2 separate regions of the Homo sapiens genome follow, and region 2 is linked to region 1. Evidence: chromatin loops called from intact Hi-C (ENCODE). Cell type or tissue: gastrocnemius medialis. All regions are shown on one strand. Each heading gives the region's core, and the rest is flanking DNA. Links, peaks and the distances in the headings are about the cores only. Region 1 overlaps SNX29 (sorting nexin 29). Region 2 has its middle 9.0 kb from the start of TNFRSF17.

What was found. A loop is a pair of places that touch in the nucleus more often than their neighbours do. Peaks named below come from ENCODE experiments on the same cell type or tissue, not always from the same donor. Only the 100,000 strongest peaks of a DNase experiment are listed, where the experiment ranks them.
Region 2: it touches region 1 in a loop (8-fold over the local background); 66 of 110 quality-filtered maps call a loop at or near these places.

The regions. Positions count from the first base shown.
Region 1 is chr16:12,058,399-12,067,952 of GRCh38, forward strand. It overlaps SNX29 (sorting nexin 29), which reads left to right. Exons shown (of 21, transcript NM_032167.5): 9 at 3,130-3,248. Among named protein-coding and RNA genes, the nearest start is that of SNX29, 86 kb to the left of the region's middle. RefSeq lists a silencer at 9,474-9,554. In gastrocnemius medialis, for the core only: no CTCF peak of the experiment used is centred there; a DNase peak (open chromatin) is centred at 4,453; H3K27ac peaks cover 1,800 bases.
Region 2 is chr16:11,951,454-11,961,007 of GRCh38, forward strand. It overlaps a transcript of NPIPB2 not described here. Among named protein-coding and RNA genes, the nearest start is that of TNFRSF17, 9.0 kb to the right of the region's middle. In gastrocnemius medialis, for the core only: no CTCF peak of the experiment used is centred there; no DNase peak of the experiment used is centred there.

The DNA.
Region 1 (9,554 bases), core at 3,288-5,787:
GATACTGAGGCAGTGTCAGCTTCAGGAATCTTTAATGTCACTCATTTTGAGGCAGTAGCCCTTGGGGCCCACTGGTGTTTTTTTTTTTGGTTTTTGGTTTTTTTTTTTTTTTTGAGATGGAGTCTCGCTCTGTCACCCAGGCTGGAGTGCAGTGGCGGGATCTCAGCTCACTGCAACCTCCGCCTCTCGAGTTCAAGTGATTCTCCTGCCTCACCCTTCCAAGTAGCTGGGATTACAAGCACCCACCACCACGCCCTGCTAAGTTTTGTATTTTTAGTAGAGACGGGGTTTCACCATGTTGGCCAGGCTGGTCTTGAACTCCTGACCTCAGGTGATCTACCCGCCACGGCCTCCCAAAGTGTTGGGATTACAGGTGTGAGCCACAGCACCCGGCCTGGGTTTTTTTTTTTTTTTTTTTTTTTTTTTCTCTGTGGCCCAGGCTGGAGGAAGTGGTATGATCTCAGCTCACTGCAGCCCTCGACCTCCCAGGCTCAAGGGATCCTCCCACCTCAGCCCCTCCAGTAGCTGGGTCTACAGGTGTGCAATACCATACCTGGCTAATTTTTAAATTTTTTGTAGAGACAGGGCTCGAACTCTTGGGCTCAAGTGATCCTTCTGCCTCGGCCTCCCAAAGTACCGGAATTATAAATGTGAGCCACTGGCCTGGCCAGCAATCTTTAATGTAACTCATTTTGAGGCGGTGGTCCTTGGGGCTCACTTCTCGGGTTTGGAACCTCATCCTCTTGGGGCCTGGCTTCACCTTGTACTTGCATATGTTGCGGGGAAGGGTCAAGAATTATCTTAGAAACCAGCAGAACATCGCACCTGCCCTGAGGCAGTGGAGTGGCCTAGAAAGGACTGTCTGCTTTTGCTGCCTTCTCCTGAAAGGGCGCCCCTGACCACCTCTGGGTGCCGGCTCCGTGGTCACCAGTGGCCAGGTCAGAGCCTCAGGAGGGCGCCTCTTGACAGATTCCAGAGGCACAGCCAAGGTCATCTGGTTCTCCCCCAGGTTGGGCTCCTGCCAGGACAGTCGCGGGAGCGGCTCTTCTTTTGCCCCCACCCTGCTGTCTGAAAGCCTCATTGTGGTATGGGCATGGTTGAATGATCTGTCTTGCAAAATTCTGCTAGGATTATTTCCTCCTGTGCTTCTCACTCTGTGCCACATGTCTGGCCAAAAGCTAGAGAGGGCTGAAAGGAGACTTCTACCTGACAAGCCTCTAAAATAGGAGCTGGCAATCCCTGCCTGCGGACCAAACCCGCCCCCAAGCAGTGAACAGTTGTTACATTTTTAAAGAGTTATTAAGAGACACCAAGAAAGAAGACTGTGTCATGAAGCCTGAAATATGTACTCTCTGGTCTATTACAGAAAATATTTGTTGATTTTAGAGTAGCTCTAACATAAAGACAAACTATATAAGTAATGTCACTTGTGGGCAGGAGACGACTCGGTGCACTTGAGTTTGGAAGACCTGGGCTCCAGTCCCACAGCCTTGGTTCTGTTGCTTAGTGCTGATGGCCTTGGACAAGCCACACACTTTTTCTTCTTTTGCCTCCCTTCCCTTTGTCTGCCCCCGCACTTCCCTTCTTAAGTAGGTATGATTATGATCTGCTTTGGTCTTCTTTATCTACTGAGATACAGAATGATGTTTAAACCTTACAGTACAGCTGGCTCTCTGCATCCATGGACTCTGCATCCGTGAGTTCCGCATCTATGGTTTCAACCAACTGTGGATCAAAAATATTACCAAAAAAAAACCAATAAAAATAATACAATAAAAATACAGTATAACAACTATTTACATAGCATTTGGATTGTATTAGGTATCATAAGCAATCTAGAGATGATGTAAAGTACATATGTGGGAGGATGTGCTTATGCAAATACTACACCGTTTTACATCAGGGACTTCAGGCTAGGCGAGGTGTCTTATGCCTGTAATCCTAGCACTTGGGGAGGCTGAAGCAGGAGGATCGCTTGAGGCTAGGATTTTGAGACCAGCCTGGACAACATAGGGAGACCCTGTTTTCACAAAAAAACAAAACAAAACAAAAAATTAGCCGGGTATGGTGGCTCACACCTGTAGTCCAAACTCCTCGGGATGCTGAGGCAGGAGGCTCTGCCAAATCCCAAGAGCTCAAGGTTGCAGTGAACTATGATTGTGCCACTGTACTCCAGTGTGGACAACAGAGCAAGACTCCAACTCTAAAACAAAACAAGGGACTTTGAGCATCCTCAGATTTGCAGGGGTTTTTTGAAACGGTTGATACAGATGTAATGCAGATACTGGGGGACGGCTATACTGCAAAAATACCTCCAGGTATTTATTAACATTTCTTGATTGCTCAGAGGCAAGTGCTGCAGGGGCAATTACTCCCAAACAAACCCAACCACACTGCCTGGCGTTTCGAAGATGGCACGCATTAGAGATTTGTACTTTGTGGGTAAGGTGACAGTATAACAGATCATATGAGCATGGTTAATAATTGAGCCGACTCCCTTTCTTGGAAGGGACCCAGACGTGACTGGTCTGATTCTGTCCTTTTACCCACGAGGGGCTCAGATGCAGCGAGGCGGAGCAACGCTAGCCCTAGGTCAGGTGGCTGCTGTCATTTCGGAACGTGGAGCAGATGGCCTGTGATGCATGTGCTGTCCCCTTCCCCAAGCCTTTGTCCCTCCTCTTCACTCGGTGGCTTGGGCTTCCTCCAGCTCCCCTCCTCAAGCCCTGCTTCTTCCAGGCAGCCTTCCATGACCTTCCTGGAATGAGCTTTCTCCACAATCTGAGATGCCATTTACAGCTTCTTGCAGGATTATTTGGTTCATGTTCATGCCCCCCAACAGACTGCAGGCTCCCTCAGGGCAGGATCAACAGTATTCACTGGCTCTTTTGCCACCAGTAGGGAGCACAGTGCCTGGCATATAATAGGTGCTCAGTAAACACTGGTTGAGAGAACAAATGCAAGAGGTCTGGATCTGGACTCCACGCTCTACCTCCCAGCCCACACCTCCTTCTGTTCTCAGCCCTGCCTTGGCCTGGTTAGTTCTCAGGAGGGTGCTGTGGATGCTTGTTGGTGAGTCATGCGGCCTGTGGGCTCTTTGGCCTGTCCTGCAGCTGTATTCTTTCACCTTAGGCCACTGGAAGGGAACACCTGCCTCTCCCAGATGCACAGCTGGGCTCCGCTGAAGGTGCTGCACAATGACTCCGACATCCTCTTCCCTGTCAGTGGCGTGGGCTCCTACAGCCCAGCAGGTGGGTGTCTCCCGATTACTCCTTTCCTCCAATAAGAGCTTTGGCTTCGAGAACCAGCAGGAATGTCTGAGTTCCCTGGACAGGTAGGAATGGGAGCCGGGAGGCACGGGAGTCGGGGTGTGGTTCAGGGCCAGGGGGAGCTCACTGAGATGCAGAAGTGAGAGAGGGCTTGGCTTCTCTCCCTGAACCTGGGTATCCTGAGGTGCTCTCCGTGGAGTGAGTGTTGGGCTGAACCAGCTGGCAAGTCACCAGGGCCTGCAGGCCTGTTTTTCTCCCTTACCAGTGGCCCGTTGAACTTGGTCGTTTAAAAGCTGACCACAAATAGTGACCACGATTTTGCCTCTTTGGAGATGCAAGAAGGTAACTGAACCCCTGTCTGTAAAGGCCCTGCCACCCTGTGCAGAAAAGTGCTTGGGGATCAGGAAGTAGCTTGGTTAAAAGCTGTTTCTGGGCTGGGTGCGATATCTCATGCCTGTAATCCCAGCACTTTGTGAAGCCGAGGCGGGTGGATCACCTGAGGTCAGGAGTTTGAGACCAGCCTGGCCAACATGGTGAAGCCCTGTCTCTACTAAAAATACAAAAATTAGCTGGGTATGGTGGTGTGTGCCTGTAGTCCCAGCTACTCACGAGGCTGAGGCAGGAGAATTGCTTGAACCCGGGAGGTGGAGGTTGCAGTGAGCCGATATCGTGGCACTGTACACCACCCTGTGTGACAGTGAGACTCTGTCTCAAAATAAATAAATAAATAAATAAATAAATAAATAAATAAATAAATATGTCTCTGGTATGGGTAAGCATTTTTGCACCATTCCACACGGTTGAGCACGTGCCCGTGTGGTTTGTTATTGTTTTCTTTAGTGCAGGTCATGGGGAGGACGTGGTTGATCCCAGCTGGCCTGTGGGGTGCAGTGTAATGCAGCTGGCACAGCATCTGGCTCAGAGAAGTGCCCAGTTGCTGTCCCTGCCCTCAGAACACCGCTGGGTCAGAGAAGACTTGGCCCAACCTTCTTAGGCGCCTCCTCGTTTTCTTAGGAAGTGAATGTGCCTTCTCTGGGCCCAGATTTAGGAAATTATGACTGGAGCCCACTAATCACTCAGGAAGCTGTTGAAATTCTGAACTGGGGTGTAGATTCTTCCTGTCACTTGGCAGGGAGCATAAACCTACTCAAACTAGCTGAAGCACAGAGGCAGGGCGGGGACAGTCACTGGCAGCAGGACGGGGCCAGTCAGATGCAGTACTAGCTCTAGAAAGTTGAGTAAGCCTGAGTGCATTACTGCTCTGAGCGTCAGCATTCCTGGCTGTTAAATGAGGCTGAGTGCTTCCTGTCTGTCAGTTGCTGTGTCCTCATCTGGAAAATGGGGATGACAGTGACAATGAGAGCCAGCATTTGCAAAGCCAAAGGAGCCCTGCACTGCAGTGTGGCTGACCCTGATGAACTCATCTGCTCTTGAGCACAGTCCTGTGAGAGTGGGGGGTGTGATTATATCAGCTACCTTTGAGATCCACAGTGAAGGCGCCTTGAGTTAATCTGGGGAAGGTGCCAGGCACATGCCAAGGCCCCTGGTGAGAGCTTCAGGGACATCTTGTCCATGGCCCAGGAGCTGGGGCGTTGGCATGGAGGGGGCTTTCCTGACTTGGTGGGGTGCTGTCATCTTTCTTATGTGGCCTCCCTCCACTTCCTGATGGGGGTCTGCCCACCTCTTCTTTTCCTAGTCCATCTTTTTTTTTTTTTTTTTTTTTTTTTTGAGGTGGAGTCTCACTCTGTCACCCAGGCTGGAGTGCAATGGCATGATCTTGGCTCACTGCAACCTCCGCCTTCTGGGTTCAAGTGATTCTCCTGCCTCAGCTTCCAGATTAGCTGGGATTACAGGCATGCACCACCATGCCCGGCTAAATTCTTTTTGTATTTTTAGTAGAGATGGCGTTTCGCCATGTTGGCCAGACTGATCTCAAACTCCTGACCTCACGTGATCCACCTCCTTGGCCTCCCACAGTTGCTGGGATTATAGGCATGAGCCACCGTGCCCGGCCTTTTCTAGTCCGTCTTTGCTCCCTGTTCATTCTCATGCCCTCCTTGGCCCACACCATGCCTCAGTCACATGACCTTCCATACCAACTGGAATTTCTCATGGGTCTCAGTTGAGGTCCCCTAAAAGTGACAATCTCGTAGGCCTAGCTCATGTTTGCAGGCCAGGCCACCGAAGTCCTGCATTTCTAGACCATCCATGGTCCAAATAGCCAAAGGTTACGGGGTTGGTGACCTTGCTGATGCCTGTTCAGCGGCAGTGTAGATGCAGGCAGGTCATCTGAGGAGGGGCAGGGGCTGGGAGAGAGCAGGTGGTCCCAGGATGTGTCTAGGACCCCTGGGGAGTTTTGAATGTGTGTTCACAGGCTCTGTCTCATGAATCAATTTCCTGCTCACCTTGTCCCGTTCCCCATGGAGGGGTCTTGTAGTTGGGTTCTTGAATTATTGTGGAACCGTGAGGTGCTTGCAGTAGGTGGTCTGATTGTTTTGGCAGCTCCTTTGCCGCTTAGCTGGGCCCCCTGAACCATCAGACATCCGGGTCAGCTCCTTTGCCGCTTAGCTGGGCCTCCTGAACCATCAGACATCCGGGTCTCCTTTTTCGTGCATGTTGGGCTTTGGTCTTAGAGAACCCAGAGCTCTTCCTGCTCTTCTGGGCTTTCTGTAGCAAGTGTGTCCAGGGAACGTAGCTCCCCATCAGCCTCTAGAGTCCTTGCAGATTTCCTGTGGTCCCACACCCGGCTGTCAGCTCGCAGAGTCAGCTCCATCTTCTCACTGCTGATGGGACCCGAGCTCCAGCTGATGTCGAATGCACTCTCTGGAGATGACGTGTGCCGGCGTCAGCCAGCATTTCCCTTCTCTGCAGTAACGATGCTGTCAGGGGGCTTGTGAGCTGGGACAGCCCAGGGGCTGCGCACAGGGGCAGGACATGGCATAGGGAGAAACATTATTCCAGGACTGTGTCAGGATGTTGGACTCAGAGCCAGGGGAATGGGTAGCCTGATTGGGACGCCAGGTTGCATCAAGTCCCTTCTGTCCTGATGCCCCATTTCCATGGGAGGTGTGGGGCCGACTGGTGCCAAGACTCTGCCTGCCTGCCCAGGTGGCCACCGCCACCATTTCTCCTGAGACTCCATTCCTTTTGCTCTGTTTCTGCCTTTTGTCCCTTCTGAGGGACATCTTCCTTCCTTAGAGATATTCTGACATTCCCTCTCATTCTGGAGCCACTTCGTCTTTTAATGGAGACTTCCCACATGGAGGGCTCCTCACCTTAGGAGACTTTTGTCATCTTTGAACACGCTGGTGCCTTTGCAGTCACTGACAGTGGGGATAGTTAGAGAAGGCAAAGGCACTGGCTGGGAGAGGATGCTTTCTGCAGCTGAGTGTTGGGAGGGAGAAAGGAGCAAAGAAGGGGGAACCCTGAAAGGAGTTCTCTTGAATCTTGGAAGAGATAACTCTGTGGTTTAGGGAGGAGTTTTGGAGTTGCTTTTCTTGGGTGACAGAGCCATTCACAGAAGGGGACAGCACCCCAGGTTGCAAGAGGAGACCCCAGACAAGCAAATGAGGACTGGGGACCATGCGTGGTTCCTCTGGGAGTATGTGGTGTCTATACCTGAGCAAAGCAAATTCACCAGCATTGCTTTCCAGTTGCAAGGAAGGGAGAGCTACCCAGGTTTATTTTGAGTGGGAATAGTAAACGGGTGAAAAATCACCTGTCAGTACAAGGTGATATGACTGCTCATCCCTTCATTGAGGGTCCTGTGTTTAGTATTGGGTTTTAGGAAATGCACAATTTCCAAGGGCTTTCTTAGGTTCCTTTGAAACCTTGGGTCCTCAAACCCTTTGTTTCCCCATCAAGTCTAAAGTTCTATTTCTCCTTGTCCTCACGTTGGATCTTGGAAGTTGTTTGTTGAGGTTGAGGACAGACTGTGGTGGCTCTGCCATAATCTGATGTGATTGGTTTTAGCACTTAGCTCTTAGTGGGCAGTTTTACTGTTTTGGTTGTCAGTGTTGCGGTGGCTGGGCGGACACTGCCCTGGTTGTGCTTCCCAGTCAGCTTATACGGGTTGTGTGCTGTTTGGGGTTCCTGGTTTTCTTTATTCAGTCTTCCCACTGGATCACTGGATGCAGGCCTGTATGCTAAAGTGGGTACAGGCTCAGCTCTGCCATTGGACGGACCAGGGTTCAAACCTTTGCACTTGTTAGTTCTGTGATCTTGAACAAGTTGCTTAAATTTTCGGGATCCATTTCCTCATCCGTAAAATTAGATAATGGTATCTGTCTTGGGGGCCTTAAGGATGAGACGGTCTATGCTGTGTGCACCCCAGAGCGTCAGGCCCACAACAAGTACAAGCCATTCGCGGTTGTGCATCGTGAAGGGGCCCGTGGGCAATCACCTGGGACCGTGTGGACATTGTATCCTCACTGAGCGCTCTCATTGAAGGCTGGGTGGGTCCATGCCTTTGCCCCAGCTGTGGATTTCCACTCTGCATGTTGAGTCCCTGTCTTTGCTTCAGGGAATGTAGTCTGACTCTGCATGAGTTAGATTAGCAAGGATGACAGGGAACTGGGGCGTCTGCTGTAGAAGGCCTCTTAGATGGTATGGAGCCTTTGGACCACGGGGCAGTGGACACGACTTGTGAGCCAAGAGGAGGAGGTCATTTTGGGGGCACTGAGCAGTCTTGGATCCCCCTGGCTCTGTGATGGGATGGAGGGTGGGTGCCGTGCTCTTGTGAGCTTACAGCCTAGTGCGACATAAGATGGGGTTGTGAGGGTCAGGATCTGTTGGTAGGCACAGCGGGGTATCCCAGTAGAGTTTTCTAGAAGGCAGTTAGAGATGTGGGACTGAGATTCAAGACAGGTCTGGGCTAGAGGTGAGGGCTTGAGCACTGTCGTCTTCACGGAGGTGAGAACTGTAGCCAAGACCTTGCCAGATGTGCCGAGGGTGACAGAGGGCCTTGGGGCCATGATTCAGGGCCACCTTCACTCAGGAATCAGAGAAAAGATGGTGGGGAGGAGGGCCGGAGATTAGTGTTGGGAAGGTTGAGAGAGGGGAGCGCCAAGTAGGAGGGGATGGTGGGGTGGGGGCTGAGGGAGGGGTTCCTTGGGCCATTCCAGTTGACCAGGTGGGAGGATGAATGCCCGAGGTAGCCAGGATCTGTTATGGGGTGAGTTGATGCCACCCTCACTGAGCATTCTCATTGAGTTTTACATGCGTTAAGATGTAACATTCGGGAGTCTGAGGCAGGAGGATTGCTTGAGGCCAGGAGTTTGAGACTGGTCTGGGCAACATAGTGAGACCGTGTCTCTAAAATAAATAAATAAATAAATAAATAAATAAATAAATAAATAAATAAATAAATAAGCAGGCCAGTCATGAGGGTGCATGCCTGCAGTCCTAGCTACTCAGGAGGCTGAGGTGGGAGGCTCTCTTGAGTCCAGGAGTTTGAGGCTGCAGTGAGCTATAATCGTGCCACTGCTCTCCAGCCTGGGTGACAGGAAAACCCTGCCTCTAAAAAAAGCGGGAGGGGAAGTGGACTTGAACTTCTTGAGAATTTGGAGTCAGTAAATAACTTGATGGAGACAGCAAGGTAGAAGAAAAGGTTAAAACAATTTTTTTTTTCCTGGTAAGTTTCCCTGAAGTTCAGCCCCTACAGAGCTGGGGGTTCTTGGGGCACCTTGAGTAAGCCAAGCAAAGATGGAGGGAATGGCATGGAGGATGGATGAGGAAGGCACCGAGGCGTGCTCTCTCCAGCACCATGTTCCTTGTCCCCGATGCACGGCTGGTTCCATAGTGGTCATTCACTAATAAGTTTCTTTTTCTTTTTCTCTTTTTGAGACGGAGTCTCACTCTGTCTCCCAGGCTGGAGTGCAGTGACGTAATCTCAGCTCACTGCAACCTCCACCTTCTGGGTTCAAGCAATTCTTCCACCTCAGTTTTCCAAGTAGCTGGGATTACAGGCGTGCACTACCTCGCACAGCTAATTTTTGTATTTTTAGTAGAGACGGGGTTTTGCCATGTTAGCCAGGCTGGTCTCGAACTCCTGACCTCAAGTAATCCACCTGCCTTGGCTTCCCAAAGTGGTGGGATTACAGGCGTGAGCCACCGCGCCTGGCCCAAGAAGTTTCTTGAGTGAGCAAGGTTTCTCCTGGGTGATACTGGCCTTAATGTCACCATGCAGCCCAAGGCTTATGGATTTGCATGTTTTCCTGGAAGGAGACTTGAGCATTTATGAAAATTGTTCAGGTCCCTAGCCCGTTAGTTCCAGAGACTACTTATGGC
Region 2 (9,554 bases), core at 2,422-4,921, 110 kb before region 1:
CTGTCTCAAAAAAAAAAAAAAAAAGAAAGAAAAGAAAAATTAACATTACTCAGAATTCAAAACAAAGTGAGGGCTAATATTTCATGGTTCTTTATACATCCTTCTCCTCAATACAGAACCAGGAATGTAGCAGGCACTGGCACTGATACAGATGGACACTGCACATACACATACACACACACACACACACACACACACACACACACACACACACCCAGCCCCCAAACAACAAAATTCAGAGTATGTCAAAGGGAAAAGGTTTTTTATGGTATTGATAGAAACCCCTGGAGTAGGCCAGGTGCGGTGGCTCACGCCTGTAATCCCAGCACTTTGGGAGGCCGAGGCGGGCGGATGATGAGGTCAGGAGATCAAGACCATCCTGGCTAACAGGTTGAAACCCCGTCTCTACTAAAAAATACAAAGAGGCTGGGCGCGGTGGCTCACGCCTGTAATCCCAGCACTTTGGGAGGCCGAGGCGGGCGGACCACAAGGTCAGGAGATCGAGACCATTCTGATTAACACGGTGAAACCCCGACTCTACTAAAAATACGAAAAATTAGCCGGGCGTAGTGGCGGGCGCCTGTAGTCCCAGCTACTTGGGAGGCTGAGGCAGGAGAATGGCGTGAACCCAGGAGGCGGCGCTTGCAGTGAGCCAAGCCATTGCACTCCAGCCTGGGCGACAGAGTGAGACTCTGCCTCAAAAAAAAAAACAAAAACAAAACAAAAAAAAAAACAAAGAAAAAAATTAGCTGGGTGTGGTGGCGGGCGTCTGTAGTCCCAGCTACTCGGGAGGCTAAGGCAGGAGAATGGTGTGAACCGGGGAGGTGGAGCTTGAAGTGAGCAGAGATCGCGCCACTGCACTCCAGCCTGGATGATAGAGCAAGACTCCGTCTCAAAAATAAAAAATAAAAATAAATAAAAAAAGAAACCCCTGGAGTCAACAGTCTATCTTAGCAGGTATGCCGTTTTGATCTTGAATCTATATGAAAGAATCTGTTGTCATGTACATGATATTTACATTTCAAATGGAAATAGGACCCACCTTAACAATATTCGATGACTAACCCCTACACCCGAAACTTAGTAGTGTACTACGGCCATCTTTCTTTCTCTTTTTTTTTTTTTTTTTGAGACAGAGTCTTGCTCTGTCACCCAGGCTGAAGTGCAGTGGCACAATCTCGGCTCACTGCAACCTCTGCCTCCAGGATTCAAGCGATTCTCCTTCCTCAGCCTCCTGAGTAGTTGGGACTACAGGCACGTGCCACCATGCCTGGCTAATTTTTGCATTTTTTAGTAGAGATAGGGTTTTGCAATGTTGGCCAGGCTGGTCTCGAATGCCTGACCTCAGGTAATCCACCCGCCTCGGCCTCCCAAAGTGCTGGGATTACAGGTGTCAGCCACCGTGCCTGGCCCTTATCGCCATCTTTCTTTGTTAGAACATAAAAATCTACTTCAATGTTTACATGTGCCCAGATGCTATTTGGGATCTCTCTGCCCCTTGGATTCTAAAAAGACTGACTTGAACCCCAAGTGTATTCCCTGTGGATTCTCAAGGTCAAGAGCACTAGAGTGCTCATGTTCTCATGGTCGCTTCTGGTCCCTGTTCAGGTCTCTGCTGAATTCATTCCATCAAATTTATTTAACCATTTGACGGACTTGGAGGACTTCAGTGCTGCATTGAAAACCCTAATTCATTCTGTATTTTTTTTCAAGGTGGAGTCTCACTTTGTTGCTCAGCCTGGAGTGCAGTGGCGCAATGTTGGCTCACTGCAACCTCCGCTTCCTGGGTTCAAGTGATTCTCCTGCCTCAGCCTCACAAGTAGCTGGGATTACAGGCACCTGCCACCACGCCCGGCTAATTTTTGGGTTTTTTGTTTGTTTGTTTTTGGTTTTGTTTTTGTTTTCTTGAGACGGAGTCTTGCTCTGTTGCTCAGGGTGGAGTGCAGTGGAGCAATCTTGGCTCACTGCAACCTCCGCCTCCCAGGTTCCCAGGTTCAAGCGATTCTCCTGCCTCAGCCTCTCGAGTAGCTGAGACTACAGGTGCATGCCACCATGCCTGGTTAACTTTTTGTATTTTTAATAGAGACGGAGTTTCCCCATGTTAGCCAGGATGGTCTCAATCTCCTGACCTCGTGATTCACCCACCTTGGCTTCTCAAAGTGCCAGGATTACAGGCATGAGCCACTGTGCCTGGCCTGAGATACAACTATTTTTCTTAGTTTATTTTTTGCTTTCAGATCATCCTTTTATTTACTTTAATTTTTTTTTTTTTTTTTTTTTGAGACGGAGCCTTTCTCTGTGGTCTGGGCTGGAATGCAGTGGCACGATTCTCCTGCCTCAACCTCCTGAGTAGCTGGGATTACAGGCGCACACTAACATGCCTGGCTAATTTTTGTATTTTTAGTAGAGACGGGATTTCACCACGTTGGCCAGGCTAGTCTCCAACTCCTGACCTCAAGTGATTTGCCCGCCTTGGCCTCCCAAAGTCCTGGGATTACAGGCATGAGCCACCACGCCCAGCCTCATATCATCTTTTTTTGGTAAACAGTGCCTAGCATTCTATTGAATAGGCATACTATAATTTTAAAATTATAGTATAAATGTTAAGCAGTCTTTTATTAATAGGCATTTTGGTTATTTCCAATTTTTTTTTGCAGTTAAAAACCCAGCTCTTTCTAGTAATCTGCTTTGTATCTCTTTCATGCAAAATTCCTAAACGTGGAATTGCTTGGTTAAAAAATATTAATTTTAGGCCAGGCATGGTGGCTAATGCCTGTAATCCCAACAGTTTGGGAGAGTGAGGTGGGAGGATCACTTGAGACCAGAAGTTTGAGACCAGCCTGGGCAATGTAGCGAGACCCCATCTCTGAAAAAAAATTAGCCGGTCGTGGTTGCAAGCCTATAATCCCAGCTACTGGGGAGGCTGAGGCAGAAGAATCACTTGAACCCAGGAGTTTAAGGTTACAGTGAGTTATGATTGCACCACTGCACTCCAGCCTGGGTGACAGAGTAAGACTCTGTCTTTAAAAAAAAAAAAAAGAAAGAAAAAAAAGAATGTTAACTTTAAAAAGACGCTTTTATGTATAATTGAGAAATAAAATTTTTTTTAAGAAGAAAAAAGACTCGATACATATTGAGTATTGGATATTATATTTAAAATAACTTTTTGCTAGGCTGGCTGTGGTGGCTCACGCCTCTAATCCCAGCACTTTGGGAGGCCGAGGCGGTAGGATCACGAGGTCAGGAGATCAAGACCATCCTGGCTAACACGGTGAAACCCTATCTCTACTAAAAATACAAAAAAATTAGCCAGGTGTGGTGGCAGGAGCCTGTAGTCCCAGCTACTCGGGAGGCTGAGGCAGGAGAATGGTGTGAACCCGGGAGGCAGAGCTTGCAGTGAGCTGAGATCACACCACTGCACTCCAGCCTGGGCAACAGAGCAAGACTCTGTCTCAAAAAAAAAAAAATACTTTTTGCTATTTAAAAACAACAAACTTTTATTGATTAAAAATAAATCCCTCACATATCCATCACCCATCAAATCAGGCTGACCTGGTATAATCTATACACGTACCTACATCTGCCTCTCCTGTATTATTTTGAAGTAATCCATTTCATCTATAAAGATTTCAGAATTTAGGCTGGGCGCGGTGGCTCACACCTATAATCCCAGCATGGTGGATTGAGGCCAGGAGTCCGAGACCAGCCTGGCCAACGTGGTGAAACCCCATCTCTACTAAAAATACAAAAATTAGCTGGCCGTCGTGGCACATGCCTATAATCCCAGCTACTCTGGAGGGTGAGGCATGAGAATCACTTGAACCTGGGAGGCGGGGTTTGCAGTGAACCAAGATGGTACCACTGTACTCTAGCCTAGGTGACCGAGTGAAACTCTGTGTCAAAAAAAAAAAAAAAAAAAAAAAGGTTTCGGGATTTAGAGAGAGACTATCTTTGGATAAGAAATTTGCCATTCTGGCCAGGCGTGGTGGCTCACGCCTGTAATCCCAGCACTTTGGGAGGCTGAGGCAGGTGGATCATAAGGTCAGAAGATCGAAACCACCCTGGCCAACATGGTGAAACCCTGTCTCTACTAAAAATACAAAAAAACCTAAAAATAGCCAGGCATGGTGGCACGCCCCTTTATTCCCAGCTAGCTACTTGGGTGGCTGAGGCAGGAGAATTGCTTGAACCTGAGAGGCAGAGGTTGCAGTGAGCTGAGATCGTACCACTGGACTCCAACCTGGGTGACAGAGCAAGACACTGTCTCAAAAAAAAAAAAAGAAAAGAAAAAAGAAATTTGCCACTCCTCCTCCCACCTCTTGCAGATAGTGGCAATGGAAAGTTACCCAATGATGCTTCTTGGGAAGCCTTCCACTGGGAGGATGCTTGGAGAGAAACGTTTAATCCCACTCCACGTATCCCCTCTGGAACTTGACTCTCGTTTTGCAAACAGGAAAAAACCGGTCACCCACTTAGATGACTCAGCCAGCCCCAGGCCTCCTCTGGTCCACTGCAGAGTTCCCGAAGACCCAAATGTTTTGCCTCAGCCACACGTTTTCACTTATTTTTGATTCATTCCAAAGGCAGGCAGGAAATTGCCGCCAGTCATTAATCATGCATGAATCTTTCCTCTGCGCCTCTTCCATGAACAAGACCCATGTTGATGGGCACCTCCCTCTTGTGATCTTACCTTGATGGGCTCTGACAGCAGGTCGTAGGTGTCTCTCTCTATTTCACAGCACAGGTCACCAACACTCAGGCAGGGAAACTGAATTGCTCAAGCCCTGTAAGTGGGAGAACCAAGCCTTGAACCTGGCTCTGTGGGCTCTTAGTGGAAAGCCCACAGGGTGGGTTAAAGGCCTGGTTCCCACATTGCACTAAAAAATGAACACTCTCTGGAGTCCCGCTCTCAGTAGCCATCTGGATGAGAAATGATCTCTTGCCGGGAGCAGTGGCTCACGCCTGTAATTTCAGCGCTTTGGGAGGCTGAGGCGGGCAGATCACCTGAGGTCAGGAGTTTGAGACCAGCCTGACCAACATGGTGAAACCCCATCTCTATTAAAAATACAAAAATTAGCTGGGCGTGGTGGCAGGCACCTGTAGTCCTAGCTACTTAGGAGGCTGAGGCAGGAGAATCGCTTGAACTCAGGAGGTGGAGGTTGCAGTGAGCTGAGATCGCACCACTGCACTCCAGCCTGGGGAACACAGTGAGACTCTGTCTCAAAAGAAAAGAAAAGAAAAGAAATGATCTCCTGCAGAATGCCCAGGAGGAACACTGACTGAGAACCAGATGCTCATGCTGGCATTGGAACCAGGCTTCTTGAGGTCCCCTCCTGAAAACCTCTTTTGCTCTTGGCAGGCTCTCACTCTCCATGCTCAGTTGGCTTCACCCCAGGGGTACCAGGCACTAGGGGGTGGAGGACAGGTACCCTGCTGACCAGGCCCCCAGGAGGGCTCCACAGCTGGCCCTGCCTCCTCATTTAGGCAGCACCAATTGTTGCCAAGATGGCTATTATTTTTATTTTTAATTAATTAATTAATTCTTCTTCTTCTTTTGAGATGGAGTCTCACTCTGTCACCGAGGCTGGAGTGCATTGGTGCGATCTCAGCTTACTGTAGTCTCCACTGCTTGGGGTTCAAGCGATTCTCCTGCCTCAGCCTCCAAGTGGCTGGGATTACAGGTATGTGCCACCACACCTGTCTAACTTTTTCTTTTTTTTTTTTTTTTTGAGATGGAGTCTCACTCTGTCGCCCAGGCTGGAGTGCAGTGGTGTGATCTCGGTTCACTGCAACCTCCGCCTCTTGGGTTCAAGCGATTCTCCTGCCTCAGCCTCCCGAGTAGCTGGGACTACAGGCGTGTGACACCACGCCCGGCTAAGTTTTATACTTTTAGTAGAGACAGGGTTTCACCACGTTAGCCAGGATGGTCTCCATCTCCTGACCTCGTGACCCACCTGCCTCGGCCTCCCAAAGTGCTGGGACCTTGTGAACCACCGTGCCCTACCAACTTTTGTATTTTTTGTACAGACGGGGTTTCACCATGTTGGCCAGGCTGGTCTTGAACTCCTAACCTCAAATGGTCTGCCCGCCTCAGCCTCCCAAAGTGCTGGGATTACAGACCTGAGCCACCGTGCCTGGCCCTTAAATCAGTAGACTTTGAATAAAGGACACTGCCCTTCATAATGTGCGTGGGCTTCATCCAATCAGTTGAAGGCCTAAAAAGCAAAGACCAAGATTTCCTGAAAAAGAAGGAATTCAGCCTCAAGACTGAAACACAGACACCCTCTCTGAGTGTCTGGCCTGCCTGGCTTGCCCTGTGGATTTCAAACTCAGTACTGCAACATCCACTCTTACGTGGATTTTCAGTCTGCTGGCCTGCCCTGCGGAGTTTGGACTTGCCAGCTCCTACAATTGCATGAAGCAATTCCTTAAAGTAAATCTCTGTCTCTAGCTCTGTATCTCCTTTTGGTTCTATTTCTCTGGAGAATTCTACTGATACTTAGATATTCCCCAATTACAGAATCCCCCACACATCCTGCCAACATCAGCTAAGCCGTGTTTTTGCAAACTCTCCCCAAATAACCTGACACAAATCCAAATCCTATGATGAGAACTTTCTAACATTGTCTTTATTGAGTCACTCAGGACTGACTACTTAACTTGTGGGGCCCAGTACACAGTGAAAATGCTGGCTGGGTGCGGTGGCTCACTCCTGTAATTCCAACACTTTGGGAGACTGTGGCGGGCAGATCACCTGAGGTCAGGAGTTCAAGACTAGCCTGGCCAACATAGCAAAACCTCACCTCTACTAAAAATACAAAATTAAGCTGGGCGTGGTGGGTGGGTGCCTGTAATCCCAGCTACTCAGGAAGGCTGAGGCAGGAGACGTGCTTGAACCCAGGAGGCGGAGGTTGCAGTGAGCCCAGATCACGCCACTACAGTCCAGCCTGGATGACAGAGCGAGACTCCGTTAAAAAAAAAAAAAAAAATCCTAGGCCAGGCATGGTGGCTCATGCCTATAATCCTAGCACTTTGGGAGGCCAAGTGGGGTGGATGGCTTGAGTCTAGGAGTTTGAGACCAGCCTGGGCAACACAGCAAGACCCCCATCTTTGCAAAAAATAAAGTTAAATAAAAAACCTAGCCAGGCAAGATGGCATGTGCCTGCAGTCCCGGCTACTCAGGGGACTGAAGTGGGATGATCACTTGGGCCGGGGAGGTTGAGGCTGCAGTGAGCTTTGATCTCACCACTGCACTCCTGCCTGGGTAACAGAGTGAGACCCTGTCTCAAAAACAAAGTAAAATAAGAAAGCCTGTAGGTTGAAAATATTAAGGTTAAAGAGGTGGTAACAATCAGGGTTGGTTTGGGGAGCTGAGCTACCATGGGTGAGTGTTACGGGATAAGGGAAGGAATGAGACTTTGCACAATTATTGCAGGATCTCGGGAGGTGAAGATCTGGGAGTGGGACCAGAGGAGTCACCAACCAGTGGATCTAGAAGTCAGGAATGTCTGTTTGCCAAAGTGGGGCTCTGCAGGGGGAGCTCGTAGAGGGGTTTAGTTTGCCCCTGTATGGCTCTTGCCTCTGTGAATGGGCAGCCAAGCATTTGGTGCTGGGGCTCGGGCCGTGGCAGAAGCAGCTTTAATGGCTTTGGGAGTTTCCAGCACCACTTTGCTTCCTTAGAGCTGTGAGTGACAAGTGAAGCTTGAGGCTGGTGTGAGTACTGGATTCCTCACTGTTCCTTCTATGTCACGCAAGGGCAAACACAGCACTCTTTTGGTGATGTGATTACATCAGCACCTGTCTCATAAAACTTAAAAAAAAATCTTTGTTTCAAAATCATGCTCCTAGCCAGGCACAGTGGCTCACACCTGTAATCCCAGCACTTTGGGAGGCTGAAGTGGGAGAATAGCTTGAGGCCAGGAATTCAAGACTTGTCTGGGCAGCAGAGCAAGACCCTGCCCTTACAAAAAATTAAAAAGGAAAAAAAATTGCTATGCATGGTGGCGTACTATCGTAGTCCTAGCTACCTGAGAGGCTGAGGCGGGAGGATTGTTTGAGCCTAGGAATTCCAGGCTGCAGTGAGCTGTGATCACCCAACTACCTCTAACCGGGTGACAGAGGGAGACCCCGTCTCAAAAAAAAAAATCATATTATTAAAAAAAAATATTCAAACACTGCTAAAGATTTTTCAATGAAAAGTGAGTCTTTTTCTTTCTTTAGATTTTGTCTATTGCCAGAGACAGTCCATCAGTCTTCTTTCTAGCTTTGCAAAAAAAGTCTCCGTTTATGTCTGTCTATTCAGACACTACCTATTTTATTTTTTTAAATTTTATTTTATTTGAGACAGTCTTGCTCTGTTGCCCAGGCTGAAGTGCAGTAGCACACAACCATGGTTCACTGTAGCCTCAACCTCCTAGGTTCAGGTGATCCTCCTGCCTCAGCCTCCTGAGCAGCTGGGACCACAAGCACGCACTACCACACCTGGCTAATTTTTAAATTATTTGTAGAGATAGGGTTTCCCTGTGTTGCCCAGGCTGTCTCGAACTACTGGGCTCAAGTGATCCTTCTACCTCAGCCTACCAAAATGCTGGCATTACAGGTGTGAGCCACCGTGCCCAGTCTGTACTTTGTGTTTTTCACTTAGTGATTTATCTTTCATATGAGACCACATCTGTCTCATTCTTTCTGATGGCCATAGTCTTCCATTGTGAGGCTCCCAGTGACGAACAGTTCTGTTGCTCTAGGCTCTTATGAATAGATGTGATGTCACAGTAAACTACATTGTACCTGAGATTTTAAGTACCTGAGCAAGTATATCTGTCAGACACAATAGTGTTTTCTTTCCAAAGAGTTAGCAAAGCTTTCTTCCCCTGGCTTCTGGCTTCCCAGGTATGGTTCCCTTTTTTTTTTTTTTTTTTTGAGACAGAGTCTCCCTCTGTCGCCCACGCTGGAGTGTGCAGTGGCATGATCTCAGCTCACTGCAACCTCTGCCTCCCAGGTTCAAGCAATTGCCCTGCCTCAGGCTCCCACGTAGCTAGGATTACAGGTGTGCGCCACCATGCCCGGCTAATTTTTTGTATTTTTGGTGGAGACGGGGTTTCACCATGTTGGCCAGGCTGGTCTCAAACTCCTGACCTCAGGTTATCCGCCCTCCTCAGCCTCCCAAAGTGCTGGGATTACAGGCATGAGCCATGGCGCCTGGCCTCAGGCATGGCTCCTATTGGCTGCCTCCTCTTCCTCACCACTCCTTAAATATCTACCATCTGGCTTGCATCAGGGACACACTCAAAGGCCATCAATGACCTGCTTCTTTAGTGCATCGCCCCTGATCTTCCTGTAGAATTTGACTCCACTCCCTAACTCAGGCTAAAATCTCTCCTTGCTTGACTGTTATGGGAGATTTTTTTTTCTTTCTTTTCTTTTTTTTTTTTGAGACACGGTCTCACTCCGTAGCCCAGACTGCAGTGCAGTGGCGCAATCTTGGCTCACTGCAACCTCTGCCTCCCAGGTTCAAACGATCCTCCTGCCTCAGCCTCCCAAGTAGCTGGGATTAT